Regions from separate parts of the Mus musculus genome. Here all the other regions are linked to region 1. Evidence: chromatin loops called from intact Hi-C (ENCODE). Cell type or tissue: heart. All regions are shown on one strand. Region 1 holds the start of Tpp2 (tripeptidyl peptidase II). Region 2 holds the start of Tex30 (testis expressed 30). Region 3 holds the start of Poglut2 (protein O-glucosyltransferase 2).

Region 1 (8,000 bases):
AACACAAAGTCTGAAAAAAAAAAAGAAAAAAGAAAAAAATACCAAATGTCAAAAAATATCAAAAATTAACAACCACAAACTCTTTAGACTTTTCTTCAACCTAGAAAATCTGTAAGTCTTTAAAATCATAGTTAATGGCCATGACTACTGAGTCTTTTTTACCACTATGAACCTTTTCTCCCACACAAAGTATTCCCTCTATAGCCTATGCAAAGCTTTGTATTTAACATATACTCAAGGAAGAAGTGGCTCGTATAGGAGGACAGAATTTATTTTCTTGATAGGGCAAAGAAGGTACAGCTGGTGGATCCCACACCAAACTCTTTGTCCTGTCACCTTGAAAAACCGAGAGCTTTGTGGCGCACGCCTTTAGTCCCAGCACTCAGGAGGCAGTGGCAGGCAGATTTCTGAGTTCAAGGTCAGCCTGGTCTACAGAGTCAGTTCCAGGACAGCCAGGGCTACAAAGAGAAACACTGACTCGAAAAACCAAAAAAACAAAACAACCACACACCCCCCCCAAAAAAAACAAAAAAACGAGAGCATGATAGTATGAAGCTTCAAAGGGCCTGACAGGTTCAGCTATTCTTTTTCTGAACAACAATTCTTTAGTTTTTTTTAAGTATTTATACTAGAAGACTGATGATAACCAGAAGGCTCAATACCACAAATCAGGAAAAAAAGTAAGTATCAAAATCATATTAAACTAGTAAAATAAATCCTCATTATCAGTATGTGAGCAAAAACAGTAAGAGAAAAAAAAGCCAGACGGGATTTAATGGTTTATTTACCATGTACTATTTCCATAAGTTTTACTTATAAGAAGTGACCTGCACTTCACACACACACACACACACACACACACACACACGGCAAGCAAAATACATATGCTCCACTGGAGATTTTTCAAAGAGACCACAAAATTGAGGGATAGAAAAGAATGTAAAGGCAAAAACCACATGAAAATTTTGCAGTCGAGCTTTGGGATAAGTAGGAAATACAATCGGTAATAGTGGAAATATTTTCTCTGAAGCCACAGACCTTAACAGTAGAGCAGGCAAAGGGCTGAATTAAATCTGTGATGTCTTAAAAGAATGAAGCAGCAGCTTGCAAGTGACTATAGAAAACTGTTGGGCAATTTAAACACCACATGCAAACACACGTATTAGGACCTGAGACATCTGGGTACCTGGGAAAGAGAGAAATCAAATATTCAAGAGTGAAGTATAGGAGTGAAGGGTGTTGCTGAGGCTACACTCAAAGGTTAGCGTTAGTAGGGGAAGGGCCTTATAATAAAATTTGAAATTTTAGAGTTTTATTAAAAAAGCAAACTTTGAGCAAAGATGTTGATACTTGGTTTGCTCTTGATAAATAGTAGGTTTGGAAAAGCAAACCATGGATCAGTGGTGAGATTAGTAGCAGTGAGCACTGCTTCTGTATCTATATGGCTTAAACCAAATTTCATCTTGTCAGGAAACTCACTCACGATCTCAGTCAGTTTTCCTGTCATTTTCACTGCATCTCTATAACAGTCATAGTTTGCAGGACTTCATTATTCAATGGAATTGTAGCCACATACTAGGTACTTGAATGGTTGCTGAGAGAATATTAAACATTTAGGTAATTATTAATCTCCTCATGCAGTCTGTATACAGGAGTGTGCTATCACACCTGACTCTGCCCTCTACTTTGCATACACCCAGAAGCTGTGACAAAAAAGGACTTGGTCTAAGGAAGTTAAAGGAGGAGACACTGGCTGGTTTCTCCAAGTTCTCATTTGTAACCTCTAGTCCTTTACTTAGATCCCATTTGACAACTCAAATAGCCAGAAAGGCCTCCTTCTCTTTTTATTTCTATTTGCTTTTTACCTTAATGATGTACACACAGAGCTACAAAATAATTTCCTCAGGTAAGAAAAAAAAAAAAAAATCAAAGTCACCCATGTAAGTTCCTTGCTGAATTTAAACAAAAGATCATGTTTAGAATCTGAGAATAAATGCTGGATGATCTTATGTTTTCTTTTGGTTCAATGTTTTATTGACTAAATGTTAATGTTTGTGTAAATATCAAGCATATTTTCCCTTCAGACAATGACCCAACATGAACTCCTTCTGCTAGCATTTAGTGTTTATTCAGGACTTTAAAAAAAAAAAAAAGTACTTAACACTTTAGCACTGTAAAATCATGTGTGTTGGCTGCTCAATTATCAAGTAATCCTATGGGGTAAAAACTGTTACTTTACAGAAACAAAATACTCTAACCAGAACCAAAAATTCTACAAATGTCCACTGAGTAGTACTACGCCAAAATCTTCAGGATTTTCTGAACCTCTAACGCTAAGAACTAGTGAGCCACTTACCCTAGTTGTTCTCCCACACCCTACAAAAAGTAAACACACACTCCTGTGTATTGGGAAGCACTTCCACTGTGTAATAAATTCACAACGTGTCATTGCTGTTACCAAGTTTTAAACCTTAGCAATTACTATTAATAAAATAACTGTAGTCACTTGAACTTCTAATCAGAGACTCTGACACTGTGTGCTTCAGGGCTCAGGTGTGCACCAGAAAGGGGAAGAAGTAACAAACACTTGGAAGCAGGATTCCCTGAGAGTCCCAGAGTGTCCACACAGGCTTCTTTCCTATCCTTTCCAATAACCTCTAACATGTACGTCAATTACCTTCCCATCCATTTATGTCAATTATTAGGCAGCACAATGAGAAAACTAAAGATTGGAGGAAACAAATCAAGGGCTAGGAGGAGAGGAATTAGTATCCCTCTTTTGTGAGGAACAAGGATAAGATGGTATCAATGTGATCTAATCTATCTATTTGATAAACTGACCACGGACCGAAAAGAGGGTAAATAAACTCTAGTTTTAGTCAGATAAGCTCTTCAACAAAGGTTAGAGAGTACTTATGAGGGGGTTTTAGTAAGAGGCTATTTAAACACAGAATACATTTTATTCAGGCATTTTTTTTTAACATCAGTAAGGTCCCTGCTCTTAAAGACTTCTAACTTGAATAAAGGAAATGAAGTCATTTTTAGGAAGTCGTAATCAAAGTATGTTCTCTCGTTTAAAATGCACATTTTATAAGGCCTGAAAAGTTCGCCCGAAACAAATTAGTCGGGCCCTTTGAAAAAAAAAAAAAAAAAAAGACTAACCCAAAAGATTTCAAGGACCCTGAACAAACACCAGCAAATAACTTAAAAATAGAACAAAAGTATCAGAAGAAACCATTCCGGAAGCGGACTGGGTCGAATTCTGGGAACTCACTTTGCTGGCCTTGCCAAAACGAGTATCTCTTAAACATCACTAAGGATCTCTTCAAGGCTGTTACCCCTATCGTTGGTGCCCCCCACGCTCCCGCGCCCTCCCAGACCTATAAAACTGTAAAATTTTCCCATGCCGAGGTCGGGTGCGGACCCTGAAGAGGTGTGGGGCCTGGAACGCCCAGGCTGACCAGCAAAGCTTCCCCGCGGCCCCCGATCCCGAACAGCCACGCTGACCACACCGCTTTTGTGTGGACAGGGAACAGGGCCTGGAGGTCTCCCAGAGCTGTCCGGGCCGCCCCGGCCCGTCCGGTCCCCGCCTTGTTCCAGGCTCGGCCCTCTGGGCTACGGGCCCTTGGGCGCCGCCTCACCTGCATGCCCGGGGCCCCGGGATCGACCCCTGTGTCCAGGACGGCGATGAGCACCCCGCGCCCGTCATACTCCGGGTAGCGGCACAGGAAGGAGGAGGCCCCGGTCTCCTTCTTTGGTAGAAGACCGTGGAAAGGAAAGGGCTCCTCGGTCGCGGCGGTGGCCATGGACGCAAGCTGGAGGACAGACGAGGAAGAGGCAAACTGCCAGGCAGCGCGCGGACGAGCGGCGCGAGGACACCCGGCTACCGCGGGACGGAGGTGGGGAAGGGGCGGAGCCTGGCCACCAGTACCCAATCGTGTGCGGTCAGAGGTGTCTAGCCAATCATACGCTTCAACGTAAGCTAACGGCGCCGCTACGAGTCACGACGAGGGAATGTTACCCAGGCTGCAGAGCTGGAACGGAGTGTGCGCTGCTGCGGATGACAACGCACTGGAGGGAGGTTCTTGCCTTCCGAGCTGTCACTCTCCGTGAGAAGCAGCGAGAGGAACGGGCTGTCTGCCTGAGGCGTGGGATCCTCGCGACGCCGCCGAGGTTGGCTTAACCCGCTGCGGACCGGAAGCCTGTAAAGTCGAGCGCGGAAGTCTCAGATTTAGCGGCCCGGCCTTTCTGGCAGGGTGAGGTGCTGTTTAGTCAACAGGAAGTGGGTTGTCGGCTGTTTTGTCGCCAGAGTCCCCAAAGCAAAACACGTGACAGAAATGAGCTCCCTCCTGTCTTCGTGGCTTACTTACCCTTGGCATCCGGAATTTCAGAAAAATACCTGCCTTTTCTCCAGTGAAGTTCCTCTTTGTAACACAGTTACCGAGCCATAGTTTGCGGGGTTTTTTTCCCATTAGGATGCACAGTGACAGCAATCGTAAATGGCATTTGAAATTTAAACTACACAGATTATCCAGTAACAAAGGTTGCCAACATTCATAATTAAGAATATTGTGGGGGTGAATTAATATTTTCCTATTTGTGACAAATCTACTCTGTACCAGTGAGAGATTCTGCACGTTTTTTCAGTGTGTAGCCTGCCTGGAGGCCTCTGAAATACTGAGCACCGAACCACAGCCATAAGTGTGGTAATTCTTCTCTTTAGTGGCAGCGACTGCTGTGTCTACTCCAAAAGTCCCAGCAGCAAGAAGGCGCCCAGAGTAATCTTAATTATCCCATTGACAAACTCAAGACACCTTACCACAGAGATGTCTTTAAATGCATAAGATGAAATATATAGGATTATACAGGAAGTAGACGGTTGAAAGAATTATAACAACTTAATTTTTGTTGTATTGCAATAGTTTCATATATGTAAGTAATTACATGTGTGCTCTTTTTAAAATTAAATAACAGAGCCATCGTCAAGTCTAATAACTAATGTTATTTTTAAATTGGAAAACAATTGTAAATGGCATTTGAATATATCTAAACTACACACTTTAATAACAAAGGTTGCCTGTGTTCATAATTAAGAACATGTGGAGGATGAAAATAATTTTTTCCTATTCAATCATGGGCCCTGTGCATTTCTATGGTCTCCAGTTTAAGAGGCAGGTTCCTAGAATCCCGTGTATGCCATTTGTTTCAAACCACAGCATTTCCATTGACTCCTCATACTTTGCTCTATGAGCAAATATATTAAAATATATTAAATTGTAACTTGAAAGAATTTCTTGGGATCAGAATGTTAATTTTTTCTTTTGGATTAAGTTAACTTACAATTACAAAGTTGATGAAAACAATGAGTAAATCTTAAGATTAAAATGAACAAAAAATGGGATGGGAGGGAAGGGAGGAAAGAAAAGGCAGCTTTTCCCTAGAAGTTTGATGAGAATTAGACATATTTCCATTTATAACAGGCTATTCTAGGGCTGGAGAGATGCCTCAGCGGATAAAAGCACTGACTGCTCTTCTGAAGGTCCTGAGTTCAATTCCCAGCATCCACATGGTGGCTCACAACCATCTGTAATGGGATCTGATACCCTCTTTTGGTGTGTCTGAAGACAGCTACAGTGTACTCCTATACATAAAATAAATAAATCTTAAAAAAAAAAACCAGGCTATTCTAGTTATAAGTATAAGATTCCCACGTGTATGTCTCTTATAAAATCAGAGCCATCAGCTGCTACCCTTTGGAGCAAACCCCCTATCTCATCCCCCTGGCCCCCTGCTTATATGAGCGAGTTCCCCCACCCATCCACCAACCCACTCACACCTTACTGATCTAGCATTCCCCTACACTGGGGCATGGAACCACCACAGGACCAAGGGTCTTCCCTCCATGTATGCTAGATAAGGCATATATGCTCTGCTACATATGCAGCTGGAGCCATGGGTCCTTTCATGTGTACTCTGGTTGGTGCTTTAGTTCCTGGGAGCTCTGGGGGGGAAGGGGGGGGTGTCTTGTTGGTTGATTTTGTTGTTCTTCCAGTGGGGTTGCAAACCCCTTCAGGTCCTTCAGTCCTCCCCCTAACTCTTCCATTAGGGTTCCTTGCTCAGTCTGATGGTTGGCTGCAAGCATCCTCATCTGCTTGTTAAAGCTCTGGCACAGCCTCTCAGGAGACAGCCATACCAGACTCCTGTCAGCAAATGCTTCTTTGCATCAGCAATAGTGTCTGGGTTTGGTGTCTCCTGATGGGATGGACCAATAGGTGGGGCAGTCTCTGGATGACCTTTCCTTCAGTCTCTGATCCACTCTTTTTTTTTTTTTTTTTTTGGTTTTTTCGAGACAGGGTTTCTCTGTATAGCCCTGGCTGTCCTGGAACTCACCCTGTAGACCAGGCTGGCCTCGAACTCAGAAATCCGCCTGCCTCTGCCTCCCGAGTGTTGGGATCAAAGGCGTGCGCCACCACGCCCGGCTCTGATCCACTCTTGTCCCTGCATTTCCTTTAGACAGAATCAATTCTGGGTTAATATTTATGAGGTAGGTGCAGGCCTACCTCTAGATATGTTCTCTACAGGTTCTCTGTCCTCTTTCTTGGGTATTTTAGCTAAAGTCATCCCCGTTGGGTCCTGGGAGCCTCTTGCTTTCCTGGCATCTGGGACTTTCTAGTGGCTCCCCCCAGTTCCCCATTCCCTATTGCTACACTGCTCCATTCAATTTCCTGAATTCTCTTCTGTCTCCTCCCACACCTGATCTCTTTTTTCTTCATCCCTCTTCTCTCCCTGCTTCTACCTCCCATGATTATTTTGTTCCATCTTCTAAGCAGGACTGAAGCACCCACACTTTAGTCTTCTTGGGCTTCATATGAGCTGTGAGTCATATGGTGGGTATTCCTAACTTTTTTCCTAATATCCACTTATCAGTGAGTACATACTGTGTGTGGTTTTTTGTTTTGTTTTGTTTTGTTTTGTTTGTTGTTGTTGTTTTGTGACTGGGTTACCTCACTCAGAATGTTATTTTCTAGATCTACCCATTTGCCTAAGAATTTCATAAAGTCATTGTTTTTAATAACTGAGTAGTACCCCATTGTGTAATTGTACCACATTTTCTATATCCATTCCTCAGTTGAAGGACATCTGGGTCATTTCCAGCTTCTGGCTATTATTAAATAAGGCTGCTATGAACATAGTTTAGCATGTGTCCTTGTTATATGTTGGAGCATCTTTTTTTGGGTATATGCCCAGGAATGATATATCTGGGTCCTTAAGTGGTATTCTGTCCAATTTTCTCAGGAACCACCGGACTGATTTCCAGAGTGGTTGTACAAGCTTGCAATCCCACCACATCCTTGCGAGCATCTAATGTCACCTGAGTTTCTGATCTTAGCTATTCTGACTGGTCTGAGGTGGAATCTCATGGTTGTTTTGATTTGCATTGAGATTTCTCAGTTGAGAAATATTTGTTTTGCTCTGTACCCCATTTTTAGTGTGGTTACTTGGGTCTCTAGAGTCTAACTTACTGAGTTCTTTTTATATATTTGATATTAGCCCTCTATTGGATGTAGGGTTGGTCAAGATATTTTCCCAATCTGTAGGTTGCCTTTTTTTCCCCAATTGACAGTGTCCTTTGCCTTACAGAAGCTTTTCAATTCTTTGAGATCCCATTTGTCTACAGTTGATCTTAGAGCCTGAACCATTGGTGTTCTGATCAGGAAATTTTTCCCTCTGCTAATATGTTTGAGGCTCTATCCTACTTTCTCTTCTATTAGATTCAGTGTATCTAATTTTATGTGGGGGTCTTTGATCCACTTCCACTTGAGTTTTATACAAGGAGATAAGAATGGATCAATTTGCATTCTTCTACTTGTCAACTCCTACTTGACCCAGCACCATTTGTTGAATATGCTGTCTTTCTTCCACTGTATGATTTTGGCTTCTTTGTCAAAGATCAGGTGACCATGGATGTGTGGGTTTAACTATGGATCTTCAATTCTATT
Region 2 (8,000 bases), 170 kb before region 1:
AGGTAATCGTGGTTGACCTGGAACTCTCTATGTAGAGCAGTCTGGCTTCAAACTCATAGAGTTCTACCTGCCCCTGCCTTCTGAGTGCTGGGATTAAAGGAGTAGACCACCATACCAGGCCTTGATTTAGGACATTTTAAACTACAACCCAAATCTGGCCCACCATCCATGTTTGTACAACCTTGAGACTAAGAATAATATTAGCATTTTAAGTGGTTGAAATCATCAGTACACATATGTCTTAGTCAGGGTTTCAATTCCTGCACAAACATCATGACCAAGAAGCAAGTTGGGGAGGAAAGGATTTATTCGGCTTACACTTCGGCTTACACTTCCATACTGCTGTTCATCACCAAGGAAGTCAGGACTGGAACTCAAAAAGTCAGGAAGCAGGAGTTGATGCAGAGGCCATGGAGGGATGTTCCTTACTGGCTTGCTTCCCCTGGCTTGCTTAGCCTGCTCTCTTATAGAACCAAGACTACCAGCCCAGAGATGGTCCCACCCACAAAGGGCCTTTCCCCCTTGATCACTAATTGAGAAAATACCCCACAGCTGGATCTCATGGAGGTACTTCCCCAACTGAAGCTCCTTTCTCTGTGATAACCCCAGCCTGCATCAAGTTGACACATAAAACCAGCCAGTACAACATAGAACTCAAATTTTGGTTCATAAATAACGGTTTTATATTAGTTTCCTATTACTATCCTATTCCTATAAGTATCACATACTTAGTCCTCTAAAACAATAAAAATGTGTTGTTACAATCCTAGAAGTCACAATCTGAAATGTTTCCCTGGGTTAATTAATATTAAGACATTTAGCAGGGCTGAATCCTTCTGATGTATGGGGTGGGGGTTTCCTAGCCTCTTTTTTTTCTTCTTCTTCTAATGGGGCATTCTTAACATTTCTTGCCTTGAGAACCCTCTCTCCATCTTCCTAGCCTTCAGCTTAATCTCTTAAAATCTCCCTCTGCTTCTCTCTCAAAAGCACCACTGTCTTATCTGAACACTGTAGCAATATGATTCACAATAAGCCAAATGTTCACAAACTAGTAAACGGATACATAAAACTGTTTAATAGGATTCAGTGATAGGAATTATTTGAGAAGAAGAAGCAGGGTACACTTACACATTCCAAGTGCAAGGTGACAGATCAAAGATCTCATTCTGTGACTCCATTCAATAGTCACAAATCATATTGGTGGGTGTCTGGTGTGAAAGGTAAGAGAGGGAATGGTAAGTTTCCTCTAGAAATGATAAGATGCCCTTAGAATTTGATGATAGCTGCAAATGAGTGTACAATTACTGGAAATTGAAACTTAGGACAGGTAAATAAAGCATAGAAAAGGTATCAGACCTGAGCTGGCAATGTGTTAGTGGTAGAGCGGACAGTGGCAGTACGGACTCCATTAAGGGACAGATCACACCATAAGCACACCCACGTCTAGAGGTCACCTTGATTATGTCATTGGTTGGTTAGTCGGGTTTGTTGTTTTCATGTTTTTCTGCAGGAATCTTGTGAATGATACAATGTAAACTGTTTCCATTCTTGCAAGAATTGGTGACCATAAACTGTTTCATGGTATGTTCACTGTCTACTCAGAGTATGTACCATTCCTATGCTCATAAAAATAACTCCAAAATTCCATTTGTTGGCTCCGTTTTTTGTTTTGTTTTGTTTTTGTCTGTCTTTTTAAAAATCACTTGCTCATTTGCCATAAAAAGGCCTGTTTCTGGTCTGGGCTGCTTTTATTCTCCTACTACTGAGGAGAGTTTAAGTCTTGTCTGGCTGTAAGAGTAAAATTTTTCCCTTGCAACATCTCAGTGTTGGCTCCTGGTTTTTGACACTGTAACACACTCAAGAACCCAAAGAAGAGAGGAGAGAGTCTGGGGAAGAAAACGGGCAGAGGAGGGAAAGAAGGAAGACAGGTTAACAGACAATAAGGAAGTGTTAATTTAAAAATGTTAAGACTGTAACTTGAGAAAGCACTTGTCATAAATGGCTTTCCCTTAGTTGTTTCTTAATATGTACTGTGTCAGAAGAGGGCAGGTAACCAAGTGCATAAGGGGGATTTAATTCATTTAGTAAACATTTGCCACGTGTTATCCTAATCAGGAGAGTCAGTCAAATAAATACACACACACACACACACACACACACACACACACACACACTCCTTAAGGAAAAAGACAAAAAGGACATGTAGATGAAGTCCTAAGTAAAAGCTGCAATCTGAGGAACTGGAAGAGTCAAACCTCTGCAGTTGGGCTTGCTTGGTAGGTTTGGGGTGAAGTGGCAAAGCCCCTGAAAGAACAGGAGGAAATTCTGATTATTTGGCTCTAAAGAGGAAGGTACGAAGTCTTTGGGTGGGACTGAGTGGATGGGTCCTATATACCCTCAGGGTTATCCAAATGAAGTGATGGGCACAAGGATGCTAGCAACCCACCCTTCTGATGACCGGTAGACAAAGCAGGCAATGGTAATGTGGGAGGCTTAACCTAGCCTGGCGCACAGGGAATTACGAGGTCAAGTCGCCAAAAAATAAAAATACTTTAGGTGAATGGATAGATAGATGATTGATAAATGAGAGAGAGAGAGAGAGAGAGAGAGAGAGAGAGAGGAGAGAGAGAGAGAGAGAGAGAGAGAGAGAGAGAGAGAGAGAGAGAGAGAGAGAGAGAGAGAGAGAGAGAGAGAGAGAGAGAGAGAGAGAGAGAGAGAGAGAGAATGAGAGAATTTTAAGTGCAAGATTTTGTTTTGGGCCGCATGCATAGCTGTCCTATGCCCGCGAGGTACTGAATCGTACCCGCCTGAAATGCAAAGGGATAAAGAATTCACGGCGGGATGTGAGGAAAGAAGTTGTCAGGGTTGACTCCGTGTCTTCCGATGGGCTGATCAGACCGGAAGAAGCCAAGGCAGCGACAAGAAAATCCTTTCCCGCGCTCGGCTCGGCGGTCCCAGCATACAGACTCCGGCTTCAGGAGTCCAGCCTCCAGGCGCCCGCGAGGGGCGTGGCCGAGCTAAAAGCCGGCAGAAAACTCTCTTTCCCGGCGAGCCTCGCGGCGCGCCCCACGAGCCCCGGGCGAAGCCTGCGTGCGCCAGCGCAGTAGCGGGCCGCGCTGACGGGGGCGGCGAGGCGGTCGCTTCGAGCGTGTTAGTTCGCTCCCTGAAGAGAGTGAGGGCGGTTGGGCGCTGGCGGTCACTCGTGCGTTCGCTGGTAAGCGCGGCGGCGGGAAGTGGAGGCAGCGGTGGTGAGGCCGGCCGGCAGCTCCTCGGGGGCTGCTGCTCTCCTCCGCCCGAGGCGTCCGTGGAAGCCAAGCGCTCCCGGCCGGCAGCCGCCGACGGTCTGTTTTGCCGAGGAGGGTGGACACGGGTTTAGGACGACGGGCAGGTGGAGCCGGGCCGCGGCGACTCTCACGAGCTGTTGGGGGTGACGGGAGCTAAGCCTCCTCCCAGACGGGCCCGGGACGCGCGCGTTCGTTAAGCGAATAAACGACGGTTCCCGTCGACCTCTAACCTCGGGTTTGGAATTTTTTTTTTTTTTTTTTTTTTTTGGTCGTATGGTTGGTCGACCCCGGCGATCCTAGAACTCACAGTTTTGTTCGCGCGGTGACAGCCTAGGTAGTGCTGCAGACGGAACAGACAGTGAGTAAATGTTTATTTTTTTTTAAACTGGAAGTCGGGTGGCCGTGGCGTTTGGGGAGCTTAGTGGAAGCTAACTACCAGAAAATAACTACCTTGTGAGTGTGAGTAGCCCCTCCCCCCTAAACTGTTGGCTTGATTGTCCAGGACGTTTGAACCCCGTACCGCATCAGCTATATTTGTTTTGTGTCACAGTCGTCACCTTGTTTCTACCGGGTTGGTGGGTTGGTGCAGTGTTCTCCCTCTGCTGTGGGGCGACACTGAGGCTGAGCCAGGCTTCCGTCCTCCCTTATCTAAAGCGTGGGGGGGGGGGGGGGGGCGGAGATAACAGTCGCTTCGAGCGCTTACCATATGGGACGTTTTCGGTGTTGCTGAAGCAGTCTAGAACAAGTTCATAATGAAGTCTGGAGGAAAGCCGTTTTCCTTAAAATCACAGGTTAGTCTGGAAGAGCTTCCCAGGTTGATATTAACTTAAAAACATGTATCTAAGTGTACTGTTTTTCTGAAATCCCATTAAAGTGACAGGAAAGAGTTCTTTATGGGGTTGGTTGGTTGTTTTGTGTTTAGTTTTGTTATTGTTTGTTTTGTTCTGTTTTTGAGACAGGGTCTTGCCCAGTCTGGTCTCAAATTTGCAGATTCTCCTTTCTGCCTTTCAAATCCTGAGATTATAGTCAGGCCCCACCCAACCTGGCTTTTGCGAGGGTGGGGGGGTAGTCACTGGGAAAGACACCTTGGAGATATTAACAGTTGAATAATGAACTCTTAAAAAGCAGTGGTTAAACCAACGGGGGGGGGGGGAATCTATAAAACTAGTCTGAATTAATAAAAGCCTTCAGATCACACAAAAACTGGCAGTTCTTGATATATTTGGAACTGGAAGGGGAAGTGCATTGATGTGGATAGAGGTGCAAGACTAATATGTTAGTTTAAGTCTTTTTAAGGAGCAGTAGGGTATTTCCATTAGTTTCCCCATTTCACTCTCTTGAGTGATTGTGTTCCCCAAGTTTAAAAGACTAGAAAGAGCACAGAGGAGAAAGAAGAGAAGAAAAAAGAAAAAAATTAGAGGCTTATTTTGACAAAGGTTTTTTTTTTTAAATATATTCTTCGAATCTTTTGCGCTTTGAACCATGTTACTGTTACCTACTGAATAAACAAATGTCCATGCACATGGATGATAATGGAAATTCTCGTGCCAGTGATATGCTGAAAAATGAAAGCTCTCACAATAAAAGGGGATCTCAGAAATTATAGTAGCTCTCAGTGCTTCCAGCCCTTCAGGTCAGTTGTGACTTAGACTGCGCTCCAGGCTTTAATTTGGCTTTAAGTTTTCTCAGACTATCTTCATTATAGGATTCTGGCTGAAAATGAAAAAAAAAATCCCGGGATAGATTTTCTCTGTGGTTCAGGGTGAAAAATCAGTTCGAAATTTCTAGAAATCTGCCATAGCTTAACTCAAAAGTAGAAGTTTGAAATGTTTTGGTAGCCAAACCCAGAGTCGATAGGATCACATGACAAGGACTATTGTTATATGAAGGAGAGAAAAATGGAATGATTGATTTAATAGCTTCAGGGAAAATAATTAAAAATTGTTGAGATTGTATCAAAAAAGGAATAACAAAGGAACTTATTTAGTAGAAATTAAGTTGGGCTGGTTAAGAATGGAGATTCTTATAAATATATTCCAAATATATTTTTAAAAGGTATAGCATCTTGTTTTGGAATGAACTACTTTAAGGTGTCTGTGTCAAAGTATCAAATTTGCTTTGTCTTATATAATATCTGCCAGCTCCTGTAATTAGTTTTGAGTGCTCATAAAAATCTTGAAAGTAATATGTGGTTGAGTAATGACTATGTACAGAGATACCAGTGTGTAAAAGAGTTTCTAATTGTGTCTATTTCAGATTTTGAATGTGCACATTCCTAGTTTGGGGTCATATCCTTGTCTGACAACTCACCTTTTACAACAGAATCTGCTTTTCAGAGAGATGCCCTTTGCTTCTCAGATGTAGTGCACCTTACGCTTATTTTTCAACAGTGAAAATGAGTCATACAGAGGTAAGCTATGGTCATATCCTCAGTATCTTCTGGTCAACTTTGGGAGGTAGGAGAATGGGTTAAATCATCATTTCTGTATAATAGCCTTGCTTTCAGTTTGCACAGTAGAGGCAGTACAGACTTAGAATTGTAAAGATTCCAGAACAAGAACCTGACTTTTCATTCTTAGCTAATAGCTATGTAGCCTTGAGCAAATTAATCTGCTATGCTGTATCTGTAAAGTAGGAATAATAGTAATTGCCTCATAGAATTATAAGGAATGCTTACATGAGTTAATATATTAGCACTTAAAGCACATGACAGTATTTCTTTTTTTTTTAATTAGGTATTTTCCTCATTTACATTTCCAGTGCTATCCCAAAAGTCCCCCATACCCTCCCCCCACTCCCCTACCCATCCACTCCCACTTTTTGGCCCTGGCGTTCCCCTGTATTGGGGCATATAAAGTTTGCAAGTCCAATGGGCCTCTCTTTCCAGAGATGGCTGACTAGGCCATCTTTTGATACATATGCAGCTAGAGTCAAGAGCTCCGGGGTACTGGTTAGTTCATAATGTTGTTCCACCTATAGGGTTGCAGATCCCTTTAGCTCCTTGGGTATTTTCTCTAGCTCCTCCATTGGGGGCTCTGTGATCCATCCAATAGCTGACTATGAGCATCCACTTACGTGTTTGCTAGGCCCCGGCATAGTCTCACAAGAGACAGCTATATCAGGGTCCTTTCAGCAAAATCTTGCTAGTGTGTGCAATGGTGTCAGCGTTTGGAGGCTGACTATGGGATGGATCCCTGGATATGGCAGTCTCTAGATGGTCCATCCTTTTGTCTCAGCTCCAAACTTTGTTTGTTTTGTTTTGTTTATTTTTGACAGTATTTCTTTTCTTTTAATTAATTTATTTTTTTACACTCCATATTTTATTCCCTCCCCCATCTACCCTCCGACTGTTCTACATCCTATACCTTCCCCCCACACATACACACATAGATGTCCCCACCCCACCTGACCTCTAAACTCCCTGGGGCCTCCAGTCTCTTGATGGTTAGGTGCATCATCTCTGAATGAACACAGACCCAGAAGCCCTCTGATGTATGTGCATTGGGGGCCTCATATCAGCTGGTGTATGCTGTCTGTTTGGTGGTACAGTATGTGAAGGTGGTGGTCTGTTTAGAGGTCCTGCTGGTAATCCTACAGGGCCGCCCTTCTCCTCAGCTTCTTTCAGCCTTTATCTAATCCAACAGGGGTCAGCTGCCTCTGTCCATTGGTTGGATGCAAATATCTGCATCTGACTCTTTCAGCTGCTTGTTGGATCTTTCGGAGGGCAGTCATGATAGGTCCCTTTTTGTGAATGCTCCATAGCCTCAGTAATAGTGTCAGGCCTTGGCACCTTCCCTGGAGCTAGATCCTGCTTTGGGCCTGTCAGTGGCCAAAAGGATCCTATTTTCCTCAGGTTCCTCTCCATTTCCATCCCTATAATTCTTTCAGACAGGAACAATTGTGGGTCAGAGATGTGACTGTGGAATGGGCCCCCTCTCCCTCATTTGATTCCCTGTTTTTGCAGGAGCTGGCATCTATAACTTTCCTCTCCCTACTGTCAGACATTTCATCTAAGGTCCCTCACTTTGAGTCCTGAGAGTCTATTACCTCCCAGGTCTCTGGTGCATCCTGGAGGGTCCCCCAACCTCATACCTTCCAAGGTTGCCTGTTTCCATTTTGTCCGCTGACCCTCAGGGCTTCAGTCCTTTTCCCTCACCCAATACCAGATGAGGTTCCGCTAACGCCCTCCACTCCCCCTCCCATCCACAGTCCCTCTCATATTCCCTCCCTCCCAACCCACTTGTGATTGCTTCTTCTCCCTCCCATGTGGGACTGAGGTGTCCGCACTTGGGCACTAAAGCTTCTTGACCTTTTTGAGTTCTGTTGACTGTATCTTGGGTACTCTACGCATTTTATTTTATTTTATTTTATTTTATTTTATTTTTTATTTATTTTTTTGCTAACATCCACTTATTAGTGAGTACATACCATGTATGTCCTTTTGGATCTGAGTTACCTCAGCTAGGATGATATTTTCTAGTTCCATTCATAGTATTCCATTGTGTAAATGAACCACATTTTCTGTATCCATTATTCTGCCATGGGACGTCTGGGTTGTTTCCAGCTTCTGGCTATCATAAGTAAGGCCTCTATGAACATAGTGGAACACATGCCCCTGTAGAGCATCTTTTGGGTCTTCAGGTAGATCTATATCCAACTTTCTGAGGAACCTCCAGATTGATTTCCAGAGTGGTTGTACCAGTTTGCAGTCCCACC
Region 3 (8,000 bases), 190 kb before region 1:
TTTTGAACTCAGAGATGTCTCCTGAAATTAAAGGTATATGCCACCATGCCTGCACTTAAGATTTTCTTCACCTAGAACTTGCTCTGTCCTAGGCTGGCCTTAAACTCAGAGACCTGCTTGCCTTGACTCCTGGGATTAAAGGCTTGTATACTACCATGCCTGGACCTAAATTTAGCTGGATGGACTCTTGCCTCAAAGTCACCACCCCATTAATTCAATTTAATATCCATGAACACAGGATTCAGCTCCATTTCACTTCCTGGTGCCCCTTTTAATACTGCAACCATATATTTTATATTATTCCTTTCTCAGCTTGCTTCTTTTCATTAAAACAGTCTTTGTAAGAGAGAAGTTTAGTAACCACTCAACAGAATTTATATCAGGATGTCTTGAGATTTCCTTTAACAAAGGAATTAATCTAAATCTCTTCACCTTAGCCTCCGGTAGACTCTTCAGACAAGGGCAAAAAAGCAGCCACATTCTTCACCAAAATATTATGGCTACATATTAAAATTCTTCTCTGAAACCTCTAGAGCCAGGCTTCCACAGTTCAAATCACCTTCACCAACCACCAAATGCAGGGCGAGATCTGCCTTTCCAGGCTCCAGTGACCGCGCAGTGCATGAGAGACTAAACCCATCCATTATTAATCTCTCTCCTCATCAGAAATGAAAATAATCACAGATTATGATTTGTTTAATAACCATTATAAAAGAATTGAATGGCACAAGCCTGTCTGAGTCTCTAACGAACAGATGTGATGATAAACCGGAATCTCCAGTATCTTCTGAATGGAAGGGGTGAAGGCACTTTCACCATTATGGAATCTAAGGGGAAACAGTCCTAGGAAGGAACTCCTATCTGTGCAGAGTGAGCTCCCCTTATGAGATGCACCTTCTCACAACTTCCCGTCCGCTTTTTTCTCATCTTCAGTTAACAGTGGCTCACAGGATGCAAGTACATTATCACCAAAGCTGGCATCTGCAGTGCTTTCCTTTCAAATACTGTTTGGTAAAAAGGTCTTAGTGTGTGTACAAGTAGTGTCTGAGCTCTCTCCTTTGTCCTCATTCTGTGTGCGGTGTGATGGTGACAGTGGAAGAAGACTCAAAGGATGTACAGTGCATGAGGCTTGCAGACCACACTGCTTCCTTTCCTCTGAGCACTGAGTTTCTCCACTTCTCCATTGCCCACTTCCTGTCTGTGATGCTCACGTTCTTCTTTAAAAGCTGTGTGGTAGAGGGGTATAATGTGTCTGTGGTTGGGTGTGGAACGATAGGAAACAACAGATGGTCAGCTGGGGCAGTGGGAAAGCTTGATTCAGTACATCCCAGGCACCCCAGGCTCTACCTTTTGTAGATCACAACCCGACATTAACCTTACCTTGCCATCACTGCCTCGCTCACCTTGAATATAATTTTGCCTATGGGACTAGTACAATGTACCAGAGTTTGATGGTTTTATGCTCATTTGGAACATATGGAAAGAAAAAAAGTATGGTCAAAATAGAACGTGGTAGCCCATTTCTGTAATTCCAAGACTCAAGATGCAGATACAAGAGAGCTGCTGCAAGATCTACTCTAGACTAAACTACACAGCTACTTCTGATCTAGCCCAGTACACACCGGGCAAGACCCTAGCTCAAATAACCAAAGCTAACCAAATAACATTGCCAAGGGAAACAGGTTCATTTATGAATGAAAAAATACAATGGAAATTGCTAGGAGATGAAGCTGTTAAGAGTAAAACACTTGATTTATAAAACATGCAACCATCTGGTTTTGGATTGTATGCTTTAAGCAATGGTCACTGAATAAAAATAATCTCTTTGCTCTCATTTTATCTTAAAAAAAAACAAACAAACCTGCCATCTACCTGAAGATTTTACATAGTTGTCACTGAAAATGAAAGATATCAACATTTCCTCATTTGAACCACTGTTTTATGTGAATATCTCTGAAAATACATATATTTATAGGTTTGATGACACAAAGTATATTGTAGAAAATTATGAAATATCAGAAGATATTCACAGAAAATGAAAAAGAATGACCCAGAACCCATGCTGGCACTCTACTTCTTTGCATCCCGTGACTGATCTGCATCTCCACCCTTTGTAGTTAAACTCTGAAGGGCTTCTGCTATGGTATCCTTAGGACTTCACTCAGAGCCTGCTTTCTTAGAATGAAGAAAGCCACAACTACTGGAAACAAGACCATTACAGGCATAGATTATTCTAGTAAGATGCAATGGTAGTCTCAGGGAAAACGGAGTTATGAAGGCTGATTGATTGTCCAGCACTGTATCTGCAGCTATCTGGGGTTTATATCTGCTTTTATCTTTATGCTTATAACTTCATGCCACCCACCCTTTGAGCTGTTCTTTCTAGTCTGATCCCTGCATAGACATCAAAGAGTAAAGTCTGCTACATATATATCCTCATAGAAATTTTCTGCCTAAGGCCCTCAGCTATTGAAGCAAAAGATCAACTCCTTACCCTACATACCTTCTTCTGTCCTTCCACATTACTTTTTGGTTTTCTGAATGTTGTCTTCCTGTAGCCCCTTACTAATTATTCATTCTCATCCATCTTTCAAAGTTATACTCAAATGTCACTTTCTGAAGAACTTTTTTTTTTTTTTTGCTGTTCTAACTAGGCCAGATACCCTATCCATAGTGAGGAACTTTTCTTTCTAGAATATGATTAAGCTTTCTAAATGTGTGTGTGTGTGTGTGTGTGTGTGTGTGTGTGTGTACACAAATGGTTAACTCCTGAAAGTCTAGTTTTCCTGAAATTGCATCTCCAGGCCTAGTCTTGTAGAAGCCAGGTCTAACAAACATTTTTAGGTGTCTACAATGCACTAGGCATTATTGAAATTGTTCTCCCTCGTTTTGATTAACATATTAGGACTTGCGGAATACCACTCAATTTATTCACAGTATCTCATAAGCAATATAAACCCCAAGCTTCTAGGACGGCACTAGAGGAATGACTTATGAAAGTCTTTGGAATGAACAATTCTGTCAAATAAACATACTGTTTGCAAAACCGATATCGATTGCCTGAGTTTATTCTTTTCCATTTATGTGCCTTTCGTGTCTACATGCTGAAGTATCACATTCAGTAGAGAGCTAGACATCCAATAAAATCTCAGTAAAGCCTTCCACATATCACAAACAGTATAATCAATATTCTGCATAGAAAGCAACTGAGACCCAGAAAAGTGTTTTGCTGAGGATTGATAAGAGCTGCTAAGACAGCAGCCAGGTGCCCCCCCCGCCCCCCTTTTCTATCAGCGCCCTTGCCTAGACTACCAGACCAGACCTGGGAGGCCTACCTGTGAGTATGAGATTCATGCAGCACATGATGCCCTCTGGAGTTCAGACTCTGAGGAGCCAGGAGACTTCCCACTGCCCCCTCTTTGAGGCTCCGAAGCACCTGAAGGTGACAAAGGTGCAGGTGGAGGAGAACCGGGAGAGCAGGGATGTTGCAAGTGCAACTGCTGCAGCGCTACTGTGCCGGGTTCCCACTACTGTCCTGCGGTGGCCAACCCAGTGCCAGGCGTCCCTAGTCCCCACTGGCCAAGACCAGATCTAAAGCCTTGTAACCTCCTCCCGGCCTGCTCCCTCACTCCCAGCCGGAAGAAAAGGCTCGCCAGGAGGGGGAGCGCGCAGGCCTGAAGGGGGCCGCTTCCTACGCGCTAGGGACTGGAGAGGCTGGTGGCACGCAGACAGTGACAGCCTGAGAGCTGGGAGGGGAGGCCGCGATGAATGATTATATCACCAATAATAACAATAGCGGGGGGGGGGGGGGGGCAGGGGGAAAAAGAATCCCCTTGCCTTGGCTCACAACCAGGCCGTCTATGTTTTCCACGCCCCTTACCCCGTGGAGGGAGGACAAAGCCTGCTACTCCTCTTGACCTCACTGGCCGAGAAGCGAGGGTGCAAAGAGAGGATGGCCACTGCAGGCCGGGTGCCTGGGATCCGCTAGCGCAGCGTGGAGACCCGCTCCTGAAGAGAGTACAGGGATACCCACGGATGCACCCCCCTCAGGCCGAGCTTTCTTCTGGTGATTTCTATCCCTTACATCTCTCCTCAGAGACTCAGCTCGACCCAGATCCTTCCAGGGGCGCGGCGGGGTGGGGGTGGGGGTGGGGGTTGTCCTGCAACGAGGCAGTGACGGCGCTACGGAGAGGCGGAGCGCACCGCAGTGCCTGGGCTAGGCCCTCCGCTGGGGAATACCTCTGTTCCTGTTGGGTCCCGGAACTCTGGTGCTGGAAGGCAACACCAGATCTGCATCCTCAAGTCTCCTACCCAAGGCCCAGAATCTTTCGTCCCATTGAGCGCACAAGAATAGCACCGAGTGACTGGGTATCATTGATAACACCTAGCCTCCCTTTCAGCGTTTACTATATACCTGCCATTTGCGGTGGATACCTTGAACAAAATATAAGTTGGGAAATCTTTGCTGTGACTCCAGACATGCTAGTTGCGCAACTGTAGTATTTAAGGTTGCCAGAAAGCCGTGCTCCAAAGTTGAAAAAAGAAGTAGAAAGGAAGGTAGGGGGGGAGAAAGGAGGAGGGAGAGTGAGGGACGGAGGGAAGGGACGAAAGTAGTTGGGGGTGAACTCCTGGCAGGATTTCCGCTAGTCCTATGGCGGACTACATATCCCAGGAAGCTAAGGGGCCCGGGACGCGTTTTCCACTCTGACCCACTCATCCACTAGCAGAAGACTTTACTAAGACTGGTCACAGCGCAGGCCAATCCTTCTCCTCTCACCTTGGCTAGAACTTGCGACGGATTCGTTCCCAAAGTGATGCTCTAGTGGCAAGAGTAACACAAGTTTGTCATTGTCCGGAGAAAGTGGAGCCTGCGGTTCTTAACCAGGTTCAGCAGAACGTGTGGCATCCTTCTCCTGGACATGCCACCGCTCGGGTTGTGACATTCTTGGGCACAGCATAGTCCCACGCGCGGACCCCGCACGTCAAGCGACACTTTAGGGACTTTGACTGCTGCTAGGACTGACCACCGTCCTCCTACCTACCCAGGCTAGCTCCGTCCACTTAGCACGTTTGCATTTATTCGTGGATCTTCCAAGACTCGGTCTTGTAAATGTTCAGCATTTCGCTGCTTTCCTGCCTTTTTCTGGGGACTGTGCCAGCACTTGCCCAGACCGGCGGAGAGAGGAGGCTGAGCCCAGAGAAGAGCGAAATATGGGGACCCGGGCTAAAAGCACACGTGGTCCTTCCTGCCCGCTATTTCTACATTCGGGCGGTGGATACCTCAGGGGAACAGTAAGTGGAGAAATGACTCCTCAACTATTTGAGATCGCGGTTTAAAATAACTCGAGGGGTTTTTGTTCCTGTTGTTTATTTTGGTTTTGTCCTTCATCTTTATATGCCCCGACTCGTCTTTACTGCTGTCCATTTACATTCCAGAATTCTCGAGTGCTGTCTACATCTGGTTATAATAGACTTTTCCTTCAAAATCAACTTTTCTCTGTGACTTAATAATTCTGAAATATGTATAGTGTAAATAATATTGCTAAAATAACAGCTCTCTTCTTGGCTGTTTAGATGGGAATTGAGGCTAAACAAATCTCCGTTATTTTTAAATGGGAAAACTAAACACTAGAAACTAAATGCATTCAAAATGCAGGAATATTCAGTCCAAAACACTTGTGTTACTAACATGATGACCAGTTATTTTGATTTCCCCCATAACTAAACATAATTTAGAGTACTGGTATATTTGTTAGACTTTTATTAGTAGTAATATTTTAATTACATGATGTGGGTAGGGTGTATACTCACACCCAAGTGCTGGAGGAAGCCAGAAGAGGGCCTTGAATCTCCTTGAGCTGAAACTGCAGATAGTTGTGAGCCTTAAGGACAATGGATACTAGGAACTGAACTAAGTCTTTTACATAATGGTAAATGCTCTAAACCATTCAGCTATCTCCCTAGCCCCACAGTACTGGATTGTATTTTAAGCCATTAAGAACAATTTTTCAAATAAGGTCATCCTTGAAGTAAACATGTTACAAATGACAAATTGCCAGCTGTGTTGGTTATGAATTAATAATAGTACACTGATAGTGCTCTGTTTGGTATGCTAAATAGATTGCTAGTCTTAAGTGTTATCTCCTGGCAACTATCTAATGAAATTATTTTATGTTATTATTGTTTTCTTTTTTATCTTTGTTCTATCATATTGGTTCTGGTCCTAAAAGCCTAAGAGAGTAATCGAACAACAATATCTTAAAATCAGGATAAAGCAGAAGGTCCAACCTTTACACATTAAAGAGAATAAGTAGCGTGCATTTGATCTTAAAAATAACCCTCATCTCTCATTGTTTTCCATAACAGGTTTACATCTTCTCCAGGTGAAAAGGTGTTCCAGGTTAAAATCTCAGCACCCGATGAGCAGTTCACGAGAGTTGGTGTCCAGGTTTTAGATCGAAAGGACGGTTCCTTCATAGTAAGATACAGAATGTATGCCAGCTACAGAAATCTGAAGATAGAGGTTAAACACCATGGGCAACATGTTGCCGAGTCTCCTTATGTTTTAAGAGGTATTTTGAAACAAAAATTTATGGTAGGATTTGTATACAAAAAGGCATGTCATTCCATCAATAAGAATTCTATCAAAAACTTAGCATACTTTTTTCACTAAATGGAAAAAAAAACTAGATGTTTTTCTAATTGAAAACTAAATTAGGCAACTTGGCAAAAGAGAGATATTGATTATTTACATGGGGATTATAATTCACTAAAGACCAAGAAACATTACTAGAAAAGTTGCTCCTTGAGGACACACCTGTGAGAATAATCAACTTAAAAAGCTAGAGAGAAAAAAAAAAAAAAAAAAAAAAAAGCTAGAGAGATGGCTCGGCAGTGAAAAGCACTTGCAAAGGACCAAGTCTGGATCCAGCCCCCATGTGAGGAGGCTCAGAGCCGCTTGGCGCTCCAGTTTCATGGAAGAGGATATCTATATTACACAGGCACCTGCATTCATGCGTGCATAAGCAGATACACACACACATAATGTAGAATAAGAAATGTTTAGCCACTAGGGAGGTTTTTAATTCATAATTTACAACAAGGTTTTAATAAACCATTTGGAACACAGCTTACAATAAGATATGACATATACATATGTGTATAAAATAATTTCATATGTATGTGCACATATGAAATTGAAACGGTCTCAAAAAAATCATACTTAATCATGATTACCATCTGTTGTACTACTTCAGACTTCTTATTTATTTTGTGTTCATGTTTGTGTAAATCTTAGGATTAAAAAAGAATTTCCAGGGCTGAAGCGATGGCTCAGTGATTAAGAACACTGGCTGCTTTTCCAAAGGACCTGAGTTTGGTTCCCAGCACCCACATTACAATTCAAGACTGACTGTAACTCCTGACTGAATAATCAAGTTAAATATGTAGTCATAGGTAATTCTTGAAGGAATGATCTACTTAAGTAACTTATACTCATCACTAAGATTGCCAGGTGGGGTGGCACATGCCTGTAATCCCAGTGCTCTGAGGAGGGTGAGAAGCAGGTTACCTCTAAGAGTTTGAGGCCAGCCTAGTCTTATGGTGTACATTCCAGGCCAGCCAGATGGCTTGGAGCAGAAAAAGGGATTAACTATTGCTTTAGTTGTCATTGTCATGCCACTATGACAAAGACATTCTCTGCTGTTTTCCCCCATAGGGATGAGAAGAGAATTTTATAATAAAAAAACAACACTTTCCCCTTTTTATGGGGATATAGGACCACAAGAAAATTACGAATTTTTTTTAACTGTATAAATTATTTCACATTCTACTGGGACTCCTTGGTATAGTCCAGCTGACAAAGTATTAAAATGTACATAAATTCCATTGTCATCTATTGACTGAATCAGGTTGGAATCTGAAGATATCTGAAAGGAATAACACAGTTCCACTTCCAATTCTTATGTTATGCGAGCATTATTTTTATAAATGTATAATTC

Evidence for each region. A loop is a pair of places that touch in the nucleus more often than their neighbours do. Peaks named below come from ENCODE experiments on the same cell type or tissue, not always from the same donor. Only the 100,000 strongest peaks of a DNase experiment are listed, where the experiment ranks them.
Region 2: it touches region 1 in a loop (2.2-fold over the local background); 7 of 42 quality-filtered maps call a loop at or near these places.
Region 3: it touches region 1 in a loop (2.4-fold over the local background); 7 of 42 quality-filtered maps call a loop at or near these places.

What each region holds. Positions count from the first base shown.
Region 1 is chr1:43,929,895-43,937,894 of GRCm38, reverse strand. It overlaps Tpp2 (tripeptidyl peptidase II), which reads right to left and starts at 3,901. Exons shown (of 29, transcript NM_001310540.1): 1 at 3,642-3,901. The coding sequence starts at 3,806. In heart, no CTCF peak of the experiment used is centred here; a DNase peak (open chromatin) is centred at 3,974; H3K4me3 peaks cover 2,924 bases; H3K27ac peaks cover 1,832 bases.
Region 2 is chr1:44,097,542-44,105,541 of GRCm38, reverse strand. It overlaps Tex30 (testis expressed 30), which reads left to right and starts at 3,101. Exons shown (of 6, transcript NM_001356297.1): 1 at 3,101-3,214; 2 at 5,541-5,694. The coding sequence starts at 5,680. In heart, a CTCF peak has its summit at 3,017; DNase peaks (open chromatin) are centred at 3,061 and 3,801; H3K4me3 peaks cover 2,539 bases; H3K27ac peaks cover 2,140 bases.
Region 3 is chr1:44,115,610-44,123,609 of GRCm38, reverse strand. It overlaps Poglut2 (protein O-glucosyltransferase 2), which reads left to right and starts at 4,837. Exons shown (of 10, transcript NM_023645.3): 1 at 4,837-5,292; 2 at 6,367-6,572. The coding sequence starts at 5,111. Bivm (basic, immunoglobulin-like variable motif containing) reads right to left here and starts at 3,642. Exons shown (of 10, transcript NM_144558.4): 1 at 3,336-3,642. In heart, CTCF peaks have their summits at 3,654 (motif pointing right) and 4,801; DNase peaks (open chromatin) are centred at 3,659, 4,199 and 4,729; H3K4me3 peaks cover 3,201 bases; H3K27ac peaks cover 3,098 bases.